Regions from separate parts of the Homo sapiens genome. Here region 2 is linked to region 1. Evidence: read pairs that join two places in POLR2A ChIA-PET (ENCODE). Cell type or tissue: PC-9. All regions are shown on one strand. Each heading gives the region's core, and the rest is flanking DNA. Links, peaks and the distances in the headings are about the cores only.

The links. Peaks named below come from ENCODE experiments on the same cell type or tissue, not always from the same donor. Only the 100,000 strongest peaks of a DNase experiment are listed, where the experiment ranks them.
Region 2: POLR2A ChIA-PET joins it to region 1 with 5 read pairs; 4 of 35 experiments call an interaction of 5 or more read pairs at or near these places.

The regions. Positions count from the first base shown.
Region 1 is chr12:27,743,944-27,752,595 of GRCh38, forward strand. The region is part of intron 7 of MRPS35 (mitochondrial ribosomal protein S35); the gene reads left to right. Among named protein-coding and RNA genes, the nearest start is that of KLHL42, 32 kb to the right of the region's middle. RefSeq lists an enhancer at 7,177-7,951. In PC-9, for the core only: no CTCF peak of the experiment used is centred there; DNase peaks (open chromatin) are centred at 3,748 and 4,338; H3K27ac peaks cover 4,269 bases.
Region 2 is chr12:27,914,442-27,923,093 of GRCh38, forward strand. No RefSeq gene overlaps it. Among named protein-coding and RNA genes, the nearest start is that of PTHLH, 54 kb to the right of the region's middle. In PC-9, for the core only: no CTCF peak of the experiment used is centred there; a DNase peak (open chromatin) is centred at 8,200.

The DNA of each region.
Region 1 (8,652 bases), core at 614-8,613:
TGGTGGGGAGACACAAACATTTGGTCTGTAGCACGGGTTCTATAATTTACCATTTCATTTTTAATTCTTCTCTACTTCTTCATTTCTTATGTATCTTTCAAGACTTCGACCTGCTTTGAGGCTGTTACTCTTTGTCTGACTTCTGCTTTGTATAGATATTAAGTTATTATGTCTTATTTTAATTTCTATGCTGGTCACTAGAACACCTGACTGCAGTTAGTTGTCTTAGTCATGGATTGTTCCATGTATGTTTTGTTTTTCTAACTTTAGGGCCTCATTAGCAGGGATCTGACCTATTGTAGTTTGTACTTCAAACTATCTAGGTCAGTGCTAGGTAAGAATACTAAATGTTTCATAGCAGCTATTGAGGCTGGGCGCGGTGGCTCACACCTGTAATCCCAGCAGTTTGGGAGGCCGAGGCAGGCGGATCACTTGAGGCCTGGAGTTGGAGACCAGCCTGGCCAACACAGCAAAACCTCATCTCTACTAAAAATACAAAAAAAAAATTAGGAAGTATTTTAAAAAGTATTTGAATTTTACATTACTTTGTAAGTTCTCCACAAATACTTGCTTCTGTGAGTTCAGTTCATGATGCAAATTTACAGTTGACAATGTTAATAGAATCTATATTCTAAAAAAAACTGGCTCTTCCTGGCAAGACGCATCTCTTTAACATGAAGCGTATGTTTTTATTTAGCACTTTTTGCATAAACTTACTGATGTTACAGTGTTTGTTAAACAACTAACTACACACATGCATTGAACTCCCATGAGTCCGAGCATTAGTGGTTGGCCAGTAATGGTAAAGTGTAACTACGTGCCACAGTTTTACTTGATTTCAGACAAATACATCTGGCCTTTGTTCTAAAAAGTGGACCTGTGATGTTGCTCTGAGAGTTAACTGGGTCTCTGTCTCTGACTTTGTTTTTTTTAACTCTGTGCTGCTTCAATGATCACCTTGCATTAACATAAAAAGGACACGAAAAAAGGGGTAAATTAGTTGTTCCATCTCTCCCCCACAACACACAGTGAGGCGGGGTCTCACTCTTTCGCCCAGACTGGAGTGCAGTGGCGTGATCTCGGCTCACTGCAGACTCTGCCTCCCAGGCTCAAGTGATCCTCCCGCCTCAGCCTCCCAAGTAGGACTACAGGTGTGCCACCACACCCCCAGCATGTTCCATCTTTTAAAAGTGCTTCAAAATACTTTGTCTTTTTTCTTTTTTTTAACACAAAGCATTTAGTGCAGCCATCCCTTTTAAATTAGGGCTAACTTTGAAGGTGAAGAATCAAACAGCTTATCTTATTATAGCCTTTTCATTTTATACACTGAGAAATTAAGATTTAGAGGAAAGGTCAGGTACTTTGCCCAAGGTTACAGAGCTTTTTAGTGGAGGAACTCAGACCTGAACTGCAGCTTCAGTGTATCATATTCTTTCCATGCTATCATATTATTTAGTTTTATTCAACTTTGACTTTCAAAATGTTATGAAATAAGAGATGAAATCAAATCTGACTTTAACTGCTAGTTTACTCTCCTTTCAAAATGAACAACTGACTAATTGAAAATTCATCTATCTCCATAACCTGTTTTCAGCTGGGGGTTGTATCAGTGCCACCTGGGAAGCTTTTTTTTTTTAAATTATACTTTAAGTTTTAGGGTACATGTGCACAACATGCAGGTTAGTTACATATTTATACATGTGCCATGTTGGTGTGCTGCACCCATTAACTCGTCATTTAACATTAGGTATATCTCCTAATGCTATCCCTTCCCCCTGCCCCCCACAACAGGCCCCAGTGTGTGATGTTCCCTTTCCTGTGTCCCTGTGTTCTCATTGTTCAATTCCCACCTATGAGTGAGAACATGCAGTGTTTGGTTTTTTGTCCTTGCAATAGTTTGCTGAGAATGATGGTTTCCAGCTTCATCCATGTCCCTACAAAGGACATGAACTCATCATTTTTTATGGCTGCATAGTATTCCGTGGTGTATATGTGCCACATTTTCTTAATGCAGTCTATCATTGTTGGACATTTGGCTTGGTTCCAAGTCTTTGCTATTGTGAATAGTGCCACAGTAAACATATGTGTGCATGTGTCTTTATAGCAGCATGATTTATGTGGAAGCTTTTAAAACTACAGATGCTTAGGCCCTGCAGAATCAGAATCTCTAGCTGTGAGACCCAGGTTTTGATAGTTTTAAAAGCTCCACAGGTGATTCTGGTGCTGAGCTCTGATTGTGAATAATTTCTCCAGTCTTTGAGTGTTGTAAATAAGGAAATTGATTAGGTTGGCTTGTCTTTTTTAAGACAGTTTTTGTACATGTAAGTTTGAGTATCCCTAATTTGAAAATCTGGTATCTGAAATGCTCCAAAATCTGCAACTTTTGAGCACTGACATGATGCTCAAAAGAGCGTTTCACATTTCAGATTTGGAATGCTCAACCAGTCAGTATAATGCAGATATTCTAAAATCCTTTAAAATATCGAAATCTGAAACACTTCTGATCCTAAGCATTTTGGATAAGGGATACTCAACCTATATCTAATATCAGAGCTTGAGGGTAAGGGGTGGTAATTAGAATGAAAGGGGCAGGCAAGGAAATGGAGGGATTTTTCTGTTGTCCATAAATAGGAATTTAGACTTGATGTGATAGACAATAGGCAGTGTTCTAGATCCCTGAGTGGGATGGTGCTACACAGAAGGTGACAAGCTCATACCTTTTTGCCTTCAGGCAGGACTTCATTTTATTATATACTTAAAAGACCTTTAAGAAAAACTCAGGTTCTCCTTCCCCACCCAGTGGCTGAAGTAATAAATTTGAGAGTTACAGTTTTCTTCCCTCTCTCCTGATACCAAATAAGTTACCAAGTCTTTCGGTTTTCGCTTTTAAATATCAGTTAAAGCTGTTTCCCCCTTTTTATCCCTACCGCTACAGTCTAGTATAAGTTTTCATCATCATTTACCTGAAAACTACAATAGGCTTCTAATTGATTTCCCTGTCTCATCTACCTTCTATATTACTGTTAGAGTAATTGTTCAAAAAAACAAGTCTCTTGTACCATATTCCTTTACAAAATCCTTCAGTGGTTTCCCATTACTTAGGATAAAGTCTGAACTCCTTAGCATGACATTCACAGCAATTTGCCACCTCATTACCAGCACTCAGGAAATATACATTATATAGCCTGTACTTTAGCCATAATGAACATAATATGTTCTTTCATAACTTTGCATATGTTATTCTCTTTGCGTATAATTCTTTTTTCAAATTGATCAGCCTTGCAAATTCATATGAATCTTTTAATACACCTCAGTTGTAACATCTCTGTTTCCTGCCCATCTGTTTTCCCTCCTCTAGTTAACATTCCTTTTATTACATATAATTGCCTGTATACGTGTCTGCTCACCCCATTAGACTGTGAGATCACTGAGGACAAGGAGTATATATTCATTCATCTTTATATTGCATTCAGTAAATTTGCATTCAGTAAATGTTTTTTAAAACTTAATTGAATTCTTTGACATAGTTAAAAATTTAGCTTTGGTAGCTGAAAGAATTGACAGTAATTCTTTTTTCACTTTTTATGAATATTTGCCTCTTCGTATTTTTTATGATTTTCAAATTGCTTGGGATTTTAAAAAATGGTTAAACTGTTTTCTCTCATACAGCACAAGGCCTTACTTGTAATCATGAGTAGTGGAATATTACTATGATTCATGTCCTAGGCAAAGAGAGTTGTAAATAAGAAGGTAGGAGGTGACAGGCTTGTGTGTTCAGTGGAGCAGATATTTCTTTGCCTTCTGTTACAACAGAATACATTGACCCTTGCATGAATTAGCTATTATGTTTTTCTTTGTATTACATTCATACAAGGAAAAAAAAAGAGGTTCAAGTTATGTTATTATATTTTTTGTTACTCCTTTTATCATGCCTCGAGGTTCCTTAGAACATGTTGTTCTAACACTAACGAGCAGTGTGGTTTTGGGCAAATTATTCAGTTGCTCTGGGCTTCAGCTGCCTGATCTGTAAAACAGGTGATAATAGTACTAACTCACTCCTAGGTTTGTTGTGAGAATTAAATGAGTTAATACCTGTAAGGCACTTAGAATAGTGCCTGGCATGTAGTGAGTGTTCCAACAGTTTTTCAGCCTCAGCCCATGCCACTTCCTTCTCATTGGCCTTCATTCATTTCCTCGATTGTGTTAAGCCCTTTCCGGCTTCAAGGCCTTTGTGGATGCTTCTCCTCTACGGGGATCACAATATTCATCTGACTGGCTCACAGTCAACTTCAAGTCTCTCATTAGACTGAATGTTCCCAGAGAACACTATGCCTGGCAGAATAGTTGTGCAATAAATATTTATTGAATGAATAAGTAAATGAATAATGGAGCCAACTGGAAAAGAGAACAGGATCACATGGAATGGAAAATTGCTTCTTCAGGGGTTGGGGGTCAGGGCAGATTCTCATTGCAGGCAGGAAGAAAAAGAAAAGTGGTGTGTGTGTGTGTGTGTGTGTGTGTGTGTGTGATCCATATTTATAAATTAAATGGTGAAATTGTAAATATTTAATGGTCAAAGCATTAAAATAGGAGTCGACAAATTAATTGAATTCTTTGCCTAAGTGATGATCAGTTTGAGCTTAAAATGGTATTTTTAATTGCCCCCAGTAATTTGAATATGCTGTTGTTTGTGCTTTAAAATTAATATATTCCAACTACACTTCAATAAAATAAATTTTTTTTGTGTGACAAGGTCTGGCCCTGTCACCCAGGCTGGAGTGCAGTGGTGTAATCTCGGCTCACAGCAACCTCAGCCTCTTGGGCTCAAGCAATCCTCCCACCTTAGCCTTCTGGCTACAAAAAAAAACTGAAACAGCTAATGACTTCAATGCTGGGTGTGGTTTTAGGAGCTAAAATGTTGATAGTAGGAGCCAGGCATGGTGGTACCCGTCTCTAATTCCACCTACTTGAGAGGTGAGGTGGGAGAATCACTTGAGCCCAGGAGTTCAAGGCCAGCATGGGCAACATAGTGAGACTCCACCTCTTTGAAAAGGAATTGATAGTGAACTATAAGTCAGGGCACAAAATTGTAAATAAAATGTAATCATAGCAGGGTTTTAAAAAACGGATTTAAGATGTACACCAAGTGTTACCAGTGTTAATGGGCCATCTTTGGGTAACAGAATTATGGATGATTTTTTTTTTCTTCTACTTTTTAGTAATTTCCATCTTTTCTATGAAGATGTATTTAAAATTGCAACCTGCTGATACTATATCAGAATTCAATTCTGGATTATTATTCCATTAGTATTAACCTCCTATTTTTAATATGACACTGAACTTTCGCTAAAAGACCAGGAAGTTAAAAGTGTTAAGGAAACTTACCAAAAAAAAAGCCATTTTAAGTCACATATACATAAACATTTCAAAATTGTTATTTTTAATTAAACATCTTGGAAAGATACTGCTTATTTGCAAATAGTATGGAGTCAGTGACAAAGAAATAAAGACCTCTTGTTTCTGTATATTTTATCTAATTTTGTAAATATCACTATATGATTTTGTGAGTGGGAATAATATAGTGAAACATTTGGACAGTTGTGTATTTACATTTACCTTCGAAGTTTTAGTTTACTGCTTCATAGTGGTGGTGGAATACATGTCATGTACATTTTGAAGCCATTCTGCAGGTTTGTGGAACCCCTTACTCCCAATGCTTCGCCTCAAATCCTTGGCATAGGTACATAGGTTTTAGAGGTGGGGAAATGTGGGTTTGAAACCCACTCCTCTTTGAAGTTGTATTATTAACAACAACATTTATGTAATGTTTACTATGAGCCAGGTCCTCTAAGTACATGGATATTCCTTACCTCTTTTAATCTTCAGAACAGCCCTGTGAAGTCGGTTCTTACAGAGATACAAGTTCAAGGAACTCACCTATTACAATAATAAATGATGAAAGTTAGGATTTAAACTTAGGTCTGGGAAATACCAAAGCTCATGGTAAATACCATCTTATACAAACTTCCTGGATGACCTTGAGCAAAACTTAGCTGCCTCAGCCCTGCATCTGTAATTTAGAAACCCAAAAAGCTTTAGAAATTGTTAGTCTTTCCGTAACTTATTTGGTGACAAACATGTGACCTGAATAGATGAGAGGCTATTTATATTTTGTTCATTCCATTTAGTGTAAATATTCATGTATGTTGCATTAAAAATTATGTGTTGGATTAGGTGATGCTGCTATAGGCCCCTCTCTAGAGGTGTTAAAAAATATATATGCACCATAATTCACTTTCTAAAATACAAAAATTTCTGAAATCTGAAATCCCCCAATAGATTGTGGACCTTTGTTTAACTTCCATAATACTCAGTTTTCTTATCTATGTAATTCTTAAAATCTATCCCAGTAAATCTTAACAACAATTGTATGTAATAATATACATAAGCATTTGAGATACCTGATATATAATTAAGTATTCAATTTGTTGGGATTGTTACTGTCATTATCTTGGAATTCTTATTCAGCTGTGCAGAGTTTGGATCCTAAAGCTAGACCATATAGAAAATGTGAATTGGCTGGGCACAGTGGCTCACACCTGTAATCCTAACATTTTGGGAGGCCAAGGCAGGTGGATCACTTGAGCCCAGGAGTTTGAGAACAGCCTGGGCAACATGGCAAAACCCCGTCTCTACAAAAAAAATGCAAACATTAGCAGGGCATGGTGGTACTCTCTGGTAGTCCCAGCTACTCCGGAGGCTGAGGCAAGGGGATTGCATGAGCTTAGGAAGTTGAGGCTGCAGTAAGCCAAGATAGTGCCACTGTGCTCCAGCCTAAGTGACAGAGGGAGACCCTGTTTCAAAAAAGAAAAAAGAAGGCCAGGTGCAGTGGCTCATGCCTGTAATCCCAGCACTTTGGGAGGCCGAGACTGGCAGATCACCTGAGGTCAGGAGTTCAAGAGCAGCCTGGCCAACATGGTGAAATCCCATCTCTACTAAAAATACAAAAATTAGCTGGGCGTGGTAGTTGGCGCCTGTAATCCCAGCTACTTGGGGGGCTGAGGCGGGAGAATTGCTTGAACCCAGGAGGCGGAGGTTGCAGTGAGACGAGATCATGGCACTGCACTTCAGCCTGGGTGACAGAGTGAGACTCCATCTCAAAAAAAAAAAAAAAAAAAAAAAAGAAAAGAAAAGAAAAAGGAAAAGAAAAAAGAAAATGTGAATTTTGTTTAGTTTGCAACTGAGGCTGAACACTGCATTGTTTTCAGTACAGGATAGGAAGCCAGGCCTTTTACAGAATGTAGTTTGTTTTCCTTACTAATGACTTTAAACCATAGTGATTTTCTTCTATAAATATACATTATTCCATAGTGCAGGGATTCCTGTCCTTTTTGTCAGATCCCGGGGTCTGGGTCCAGCCCATGCTGAAGTCCGAGGGGCGTGGGTGGATGAGCAGAAAGAACACCTGGGGGGCTGTAGGCAGGTGAAAGATAGTTTTATTCAGCAGCAGCTCAAATTAACAGCTTTCTTACACTAGCTCTCTTATGAACAGCTTTTCTTACACTGTCCACCTTTATCTCGGCGGTTTGCTCCGGCTGTGTGGCTCCCGCGACCCCCATGCCTGCGGCTTCCCAGAAGGCTCTCCCCTGCCTTCAGGGTCAGCAGCTTAACCCTTTATCTGGGCATGTGCAAGCCGAGCTGTGTCCTGGCTCCCTCCTGTCCAGACGGACAGCTTTGGCTGTCTCTCTTTCTCTGGGCACCAGTGCCTGCACAAGAGCCATGTTGAGCCAGGCTGCGCCCCAAGAGCGCCTGTACAACGGTAGCAGGGCAATTATACCTTTTACAGACAACAGTGGCTCAGAGCCAAGGATGTACTTACACAAACAGGTTATATAACAAGTGGGGGTGTGCGCCTGCACGCCAAACTCGCTGAGTCATGCAGGCCTGGATATCCACCTTGGCCTACCTCCATGTACCTTTTCATGTGATTACACACTTAGAAAATTATTTACTGGCCAGGTGCGGTGGCTTACACCCTGTAATCCCAGCACCTTGAGAGGCTGGGGCAGGAGGATTGCTCTAGGCCAGGAGTTTAAGACCAGCCTTAGGCAACATAGCAAGACCCTGTCTCTACAAAAAAAAAAATAAAATAAAATTAGCTGGGCATGATAGCGTGCACCTTAGTCATAGTCCAGCTAATCAGGAGGCTGAGGCAGGAGGGTCCTTTGAGCACAGGAGTTGAGCCTGGCGGTAGGTAAGCTTTGATCACACCTGAGATGAATGAAGGAGGAGGGTGCTTCATTCTGCTGCCAGTATTCGAGGCTCACCTGGCTGCAAGGGCTGAGGGAATCAATATCTTGGCATACCTGTAATACATCTTGGCAAACCAGTGTATAATTATATACACCAAATGTAAGGGGAAGAGACATGAAATGTGGGAATTATTAGTGGATTTACTTTGATTAATTCCTCTGCGTAAGCATCTATTTTGAAGCCGTTAAGAAAATTCAGATAAAACATGTGAAACTTAAAAATACTAAATAGTTAAGTCTCTTAATTGCCTGTCTTCTAGCAGTCAGGCAGTTGAGTCAGGAATGAGATGGAGTGACCGTTTTACTTAACGCTTTATAAAATGTATTTGTCGGTTTTTTA
Region 2 (8,652 bases), core at 538-8,537, 170 kb after region 1:
GGAGGAGGGCACAGAGTGAGGTTGGGGGACAGTTACAAAATGACAACTAGATGGGAGGAATACGTTCTAGTGCCCTCTAGCACTGTGGGGTTAATATGGTCAACTCTGCTGTATTTTCTCAAAAAGCTAGAAGGGAGGATTTGGAATGTTCTCAACACAAATAATAAATGCTTGATGTGATGGATATACTAATTACCCTTATTTGATCATCACTAATTGTATATATTCATGGAAATATCAACTCTGTACCCATATAGATATACAATTATTATGTGACAAATAATAAAAGATAAAAACCCACAGAGCATTAACATCTACATGTTATTTTTTAGGATAAAAATTCATACATACAGCATATTTCCAGACTGTGCTGTTTCTAACTTCTGTCTTAGTACCTGCACTAAAGCACCTTACCATTGTTAGGAAGTGAAGTGGATCCTACTAGCTGCTGACAGTATTACCTTGAGCTCTGTTCTGCTATTGTGATTCAGTAGGAAGACTTTTTATGTGTGTGATATGGAAAAGCATTTTTTTTAAAAAAGATTAAGTTTGTAATTGACATAACAGTTTCAAATGGCATGATTAACTGGATTTGCGTATATCATTAATAACTGAAAAAAAATACCACATTGCCCAGGCTTCATGTCATTCCACGTGGTGGACTTGTCTTTACACTAAAAGGATAAAAGAACATCTGTTCCTTGGCAGCTTTGGCCTCCCTGGGGCCCAATTTGGCCCTCCCTATTTGGACCAGATTCCTACCAAAATGGGATGTGGGCCCTGCATCCTCTAATTAATCTTGCTGTGTTTCTTGCTGTTTGCATGGCTACTTTTCTTCTAACCTTCACTTTGGGTCCTTGTCTCAGATGTTATGCCAAGATAAGTTGAGAGAAACTATTGGTAGGCCAGGAGAAAATGCAAAAGTCTCATGCGTTTTCTGAAACATTAAGGTTTCAGACAGTGCTAAGTAGAGTAAAAGCAGAATATTAATGCTAGTGCTCTAGAAATCTCCACTGAACCAAGCATGGCTAATATTTCACTGCCGCCATTATTGCAGTTACTTGGTCAATCATTAATGGGGAGGTTTGTTCTCTTCACAGCATGGCAATGAGTGGCTCCATCCTTCCAAAAGTGGCTCTCTCACCCAGCAGTGGGCCAAGCAGTACTTTGTGAACAGGCATGGTCTGGTTCCTCGGTGCCATTCTCATACTTCTTTTCCTACTTCTGTTCTTTCTACTTCTTTCTGCCATTTTCCTTTCTTTCACTTTCCTTCCTTTACCCACTTTCTCTTGTCACATCATCCTTTTCCACACCATGCCTCACTTACCCATAAGCCTGGCTGAAAGCTAAAATGTGAAGTCAAAGAATATGCTTTGGACTCCCTTTCTTTCTCTTTTATTCCACACCCCTCCTCACTGTTAAAAGTGCTTTCTTCACCCTCTCTCCTAACAAAGCTTCCTGGCAGGTAAAGGACTGCTGGACTCTTGGGAACACTGAGAGGTAAATAACAGTGCTGAGTTTCCCACCCAGTGGCATTTGTATTTTAACAATTGCCCTCACTGTTCCCATTTTCACCCTTGACCCTCCTCTTCATTACTTATACTTTCTACCTTTCCTTGTCTTCCTTATTCTTTCTGGTTGCTTTTGTATTACGCTTTCTCCAAACTCTTCTTACCAAGTACTTGCCTTAATACCTTCTTCTCATTTTTGCCCACAACATGCTCCTAGGTCTTCTCTACTTACAACATCACTACTTCTAGAGTCCAGGATAGCTCATTATCTCTCGAACATGTCTATCTTCTTTGACCTTCATGGCCTCCTAATATCTGTCAGCTTTTAAAAATCTGTGCATGTGCTACTCAAAGCAATCTAGATTCAATGCAATCCCTATCAAAATACCAATGACATTTTCACAGAAATATTTTAAAAATCTTAAAATTGATATGAAACACAAAAGAGCCTGAATAGCCAAAGCAATCCTGAGCAAAAATAACAGAACCAGAGGCATCACACTACCAGACTTCAAAGTGTACTACAAAGCTGTAATAACCCAAACAGCATGGTACTGGCATAAAAATAGACACATGGAAGAATGGAAAAGAATAAAGAACCTAGGAATTAATCCATGTATCTATATCCAACTAATTTTTGACAGGAACACCAAGAACATTCATGGATAAAAGGACAGTCTCTTCAATAAATGGTGCTGGGAAAACTGGATATCGATATGCAGAAGAGTGAAACGAGACCCCCTACCTATTGCCATATACAAAAACCAACTCCAAATGAATTAGAGACTTAAATGTAAGACATGAAACTACTAGAAGAAAACATAGGGGAAATGCTTCAGGATATTGGTTTGGGCAAAGATTTTATGGATAAAACCCCCAAAGCACAGCCATCAAAAGCAAAAATAAGCAAATGGGATTATCTCAAGCTAAAAAAGCTTCTGGACAGCAAAAGAAACAACTGAGTGAAAAGACAACCTACAGAATGGGAGAAAATATTTGCAAAACATTCGTCTGATGGGGGCTTAATATCCAGAATATACAAGGATCTCAAACAGCAAAAAACCAAACCTGATTAAAAAATAGGCCAATAGATACATGAAAAGGATGTTCAGTATCACCAATCACCAGGGAAATGCAAATGAAAACCACGATAAGGTATCTCACCCCAGTTAGGATGGCTATTATCAAAATTGACAAAAAGACGACAAATGTTGGAGAGGATGCAGAGGAAAAGGGAAGTCTTATTTACTGTTGATGGGACTCTGACCCCATTCTCTTTGCTAAACTAGCACAACCACTATGAAGAACAGTATAGAGGTTTCTTTAAAAACTACAAATAGAACTACCACATGATCCAGCAATCCCCACTGCTGGGCATTTATCCAAAGGAAAGGAAATCAGTGTATCAAAGAGATATCTGCACCCCAATGTTTATTTTAGCACTATTCACAATAGCCAAGATATGGAATCATCCTCGGTGCCCAAAAAGAGATGAATAGTTAAAGATAATATTGTATATCCACAATAGAGTACTATTCACCCATATAAAAGAATGAAATCTTGTCATTCATGGCATTATGGATGGAACCAGAGGACATTATATTTAGTGAAATAAGCTAGGAACAGAAAGTTAAACATCACATGCTCTCACTCATATGCAGGAGCTAAAAAAGTTAATCTCAGGGCGGGCGCAGTGGCTCATACCTGTAATCCCAGCATTTTGGGAGGCCTAGGCAGATGGATCACTTGAGGTCAGGAGTTCGAGACCAGCCTGGCCAACGTGGTGAAACCCAATCTCTACTAAAAATACAAAATTAGCCAGGCATGGTGGCACGTGCCTGTAATCCCAGCTACTCGGGAGGCTGAGGCAAGAGAATCACTTGAACCTGGGAGGTGGAGGTTGCAGTGAGCTGAGATCGCCACTGCACTCCAGCCTGGGTGACAGAGCAAGCCTCCGCCTCAAAAAACAAAGTTAATCTCACCGAAGTACAAAGTAGAACAGAGAGAGGAATCTAGAGGCTGGAAAGGACTGGGGGGAGGGGAGGAGATAGGGAGAGATTTGTTAAAAGATACAAAATTACAGCAAGATAGGAGGAAGAAGTTCTAGGATTCTATATCATTGTAAGATGACTGTAGTTAACAGTAATATATACCTTCAAATACCTAGAAGAAAATGGAATGTTCCCAACACAAAGAAATGATAAATGTTTGAGATAATGCATATGATAATTACCCTGATCTGCTCACTATACATTATATATGTCAAAACATCACTACGTACCCCATAAATATGTAAAATTCGTATATGTCAATTAAAAAAAAGGAATGAAAAATCTTTGCTTGGCTAAAAGAAACAGGAGTATTTATTTATTTGTAGCTTGTTTTCCAGCTACTTAGAACTCCCAGTCATCATCACCAACAAACTGATGTGATTGCAGTAGAATGATATGAATGCAAATACTTAAAGAGCAAGATAATCTAAGGAAACAAGAGTTACATCAGTTAGGGTCTTTGGTTGTGAAAAAAGAGACACACTCTGACTAACACAGGGGAAAGGAGTTTATTAAAAGGATCTGCAGGACTCAATGGAAATGCTAAAGACTGGAGTCCTAGATGGGCCAAGAACAGGGGCAGCTTTGGGTGTCAGGACAGCGGGAACTTAGGCACATGCTCCTTGGGGCACTGCAGCCTGATAAAAATACTGTCAGTATTCCCCCCAATATCTGATCCCTTCTGCTCAAGATACAAATTTCAATGAGAGAATACAATGAGCCAAGCTTGGCTCACAGGCCCACCCTTCCACTGGTGAGAGGGGGCTTGCTTGGGGTTGTCTAGTCCTGGGCCCACTGAAGGGGAGCCCAAGCAGTAGATATCCAAGAGCAGAGGGGAGTTCCCCAAAGCAAAATCAGGGCGCTATGACCAAAAGGAGAGATGATGGATGCTGAGGGGCCAAAACCCAAAGTGGCCACCAGAGTTAAGAAATAAGTAGATTCCAGTGAGGACGAAGAAGATTCAAACTACGTCCATTTTAATCATTTTGCTGAGGTTTGTTGAGAGCATTGCTCCTCCTTTTCTAAAAATAGCCGGCCAGGTGCGGTGGCTCACGCTTGTAATCCCAGCACTCTGGGAGGCAGAGGTGGGCGGATCACGAGGTCAGGAGATCGAGACCATCCTGGCTAACACGGTGAAACCCCTCTCTACTAAAAATACAAAAAAATTAGCCAGGCGTGGTGGCGGGCATCTGTAGTCCCAGCTACTCCGGAAGCTGAGGCAGGAGAATGGCGTGAACCCAGGAGGTGGAACTTGCAGTGAGCCGAGATTGTACCACTGCACTCCAGCCTGGGCAACAGAGCAAGACTCTGCTGTCTCAAAAAAAAAAAAAAAAAAAAAAAAAGCCAAGATGCTAGGTTTAGTGTTCAAGGCCAGGCTACTGAAGAGGAAGAATTGGATAAGAATAGCAAACATGGTATAGCCCTATGAGTCCGGAGATGCTAAGTGTTTTTCACATATTAACTAATTTAATCCCAGCAGGAACCCAAAGAGGTAGGCATTCTACTCAATTTCATTTTACAGAGGAGAAAACAGGCATAGTGAAATTAATCCACTCCCTTAAGACTGCACAGGTGTTACCATATGCAGCCGAGTAAGTATTCAAACCCAGGCAATGTGGGGCAGTCTGGCTCTGATCCACCACACCTCTGGACCTTTACATAACAAAATACTCAATGACAAACATTTCAAAGAAAATGTGGGGCTCTGTTCATCTCTCCTATGCTGGAGAGAGGGATCCACAGGGAGAGGGACATTTTTAATGATAGTTTAATCCCTGCTGCATGGACTGAACTTGGGGGTTTCATCAGTAAACACCTGTTCCCATTCAAATGTAACACACTGAGACAGAAATCACTGGCACGCGAAGACACATGCTCACATCCTGGGAAGCCGGCTACGTGGTTGTATTTCCTAAGGGCAGTTATTCGAAAGTACTGTTGTTTTATTTTTAGTTTCCTTCAGAGTCTACCCCAGAGCACATCTCTTCACTGTCTCTCCCAGACACTCCTCTGCTTTTTCAAAAGGAGAAACACTGAACCTTCTCTCCTCCACACTAAAAGGCCTTTGTCCGAAACCACACATGTCGATTTTAAACAGAAAATAATATTAAAGCACAGTGCTTCCTTTATGTGCCTCATGCAGCTTTCTGAGTTCCTGTGTCCCTAGATTTATGATGTGCTCCACACTTTCCACCTTCTCAGTGCTGTTTTCCCACATTTGAAGGAGAAATGATCTAGAGATTTGTGCTGGAGTAAATTTATTCTGTCTTGAGCTGGGTGAAGTTTCCAAACTCACCACAGCATGGAAAATATAAATGCTGTAAGCATCATGCCTCCTTCCTAGATGCTGCAGACAGGGAGACACCAGGCCCGGAGCAGAAATTAATGTTGTATTCTTGTGATGACTTGCTGCTCAGAGACATTTGGCTCCTCTGAATTGAGTGACAGAAACCTGACCTGATTTCATCATCTAACACTTGGTTTCCCACTGGGGAGAAGAATCTCCTATGCCCTGTCCCCGCTATTTCAGCACTCTCTCTTTCCTTAAGGATGAGAGAACTATGACTTTGGGTGGCTGAACACTGAGCTGGAGAATTGTTCCTGATCTTAGGAGAGAACACTAGAGTCAACAGCAGAAGAGTATGTAAGGTGAAGTTTATTTTCACCTTTCAAGAAAGTAAACCATTGACTTCCAGTCATAATTCTGAAGGCGTATGTCCTTCTACTGAAGAACATGAAGCTTAGGCTCAGGGAGCAGAAGCTCAGAAATAGTAGCTTGCTGCATGGGATTTCCTCCCAGTTGTGTCGGGACACCTCAGCCTTGGTTCCTGTTTCCTTCTGTATGTGATATAACTGTCCACCTGCTCCTGTCATGCCAGGAGTCCCCTTATCCAGTGGAGCTGGCCCCTCAGGGACCAGAGAAGGTCTGTCACAGGGTTGGATGGGGCATTATTAGTGGATGAATCAACCTTCATCACAGTGGGTGAGGGTAACAGCCACCTCCTCCTTGATGGTCGGAGCCAGACAACCTCCACCATAAAGCATCTTGAATATATGCATTCGGCTCGGTAAGATGGTCTCAGTTTCTAAGTCCTTCATGCTTTGCTGCTTTCCTTCTCACCCCTCTTTTATTACAAACAAATCACCCATTCTATAGTTTCTTCTAGTGTCCTAACAGGAATGACAGCAGGGAGAGGGTAGCCCGGAGCCTGCCTTTTTGGGATCTGCTGCGTGAGACTGAGAATACTTTTCATCAGCAAGCGGAGGCCTTTTGTTGCCTCTGTGACCTGGGCCCTGCTTCTCCCTGCCACACTCTTATCTCCAGTCAGCCTGGCTTCCTTGCTATTTCTGGGCCCCCTGCACACTCTTCCCACCTCAGCATCTTTGCTCTGGCCATTCCCACTGCAGAGAATGCTCTTGCCTCAGATGTCTGGTTGGCTAATATCCTCACCCTCTTTAAGTCTTTGATCACTTTCTCAATGAGGCCTACTGGGAGCATCCTATTTAATCCAGCAACAAATCTGCCCTGTCCTCCCCACTTCCAATCCCCTTGCCCCACTCTGGGTCTTTGTTCCATAACACTTACCCCTTCTAACTGCCACGGCACCTACTCATTTATTGTGCTTAACACATGTTTATGATGTTTCCTCCCATTAGATCAAAAGCTCATGGAGGCAGGGATCTTTCTCTGGTTTGCTTAGTGATGCATCCCAAGTTCCTAGAACAGTGGCTGGCACAGTCACTCAAAATATTTGTAGGAACTCAAACTCTTTGAATGAAAGACGATTACGGTCAGTCAGAGCTTACCAGTGTGCCATAAGCCTCTGATGGGCCACAAATGGGTAACAGATGTGCTGAGATATTGACACCCTCAGCTCTTGAGGTGTCTGGCCAGGGTCTGGGGAAACTGAACGCCTTGAAAATTATGTCCTGCTGCGAGTAGCCTTCTATATTTACTCCAATATACTTCATAATATTGCCATTTTCTAGGTGTTTCAGGACATTAAAAGGTTTGGGAAGCACTTCTCTACAGCTAAGCTGTGTCCTGGCATGGAGTATATAGTGCACTTTTTACTCTGTTAGGTGGAATGCCTGTGTTGCTTTTTGGAAGTGCTCATATATCTTAATATTAGTATTTCCCAATTTCAATCAAGCATTAGTTCAGTGACAATTTCTGTTGTTCGTCAATGAAATGTTCTTTTTAAACATATGATTTTATGCCATGAGTTACATATTTTAAAACATCAAGAATCTATGTTAAATGAATCAAAGAATTAGTAAATTTGTATCAAGAGAGTGAATAAAAGTCACATTTAAAACATTGAAATTATCGATGGTGATTGTGGAGGTGGTGGTGATGAAGTCTGGAGGCCTGAAAGATGGTGCCAATGGATTTTGTCCTAAATTCTTATGCCTGGTTGCTCTAAAATGACAGTTCCTTTAAGAGGAAGGAAGGGGAGGAGAGACGATGGGAAGGCTTTCCCTAGAAAGACCTCAAGGTCTGGGGATCTGCTTCCCCTGCCTTTTTTTTCTTTTAACCACAACAAAAACTCTTAGCATCACCTTTAGGCTAATCCTAAGTATAATAAGAAAGGTCATGACGCTAGATTTCTTACAAAATATCACTGCAGGGCATATGTAAGATCTTGGCTGCTTGGTGAGTAGGTATTAAACCAGAGCTATCAAGGACTGAGAGGCAATGAGTCAGAGATTGAGAATCAAGACTAGAAGAGCCAGGGGAAGCCTGGGAGGAAAGCTCAGGGCCAGACAAGGCACTTGGCTGGATTTGGAAGTGCCCAGAATTTGGCAAGCATGATAGAACTTGGAGCCAGGACTTAGGCAGAAGCCAGGAAACTCTGGGTTCATGAGGTGAAGGCTAAATGGAGTGGGGAGAGAGGGTCAGGAACAAGACAGCAGGAACCAGCAGCAGGGATGTCTTGAAACCAAGACAAGTACCTCAGCCAAGAAGCCTCATATGTGCCTCTTGCCAAGGCAAAATGCAGCACCTGAAACAGTGTGCCAGGGCCTGCAGGTGGGAACAGGGTAAAGAGGCTGACATGGCTTAATGACCAGGGTGGAGCTAGAGCCAA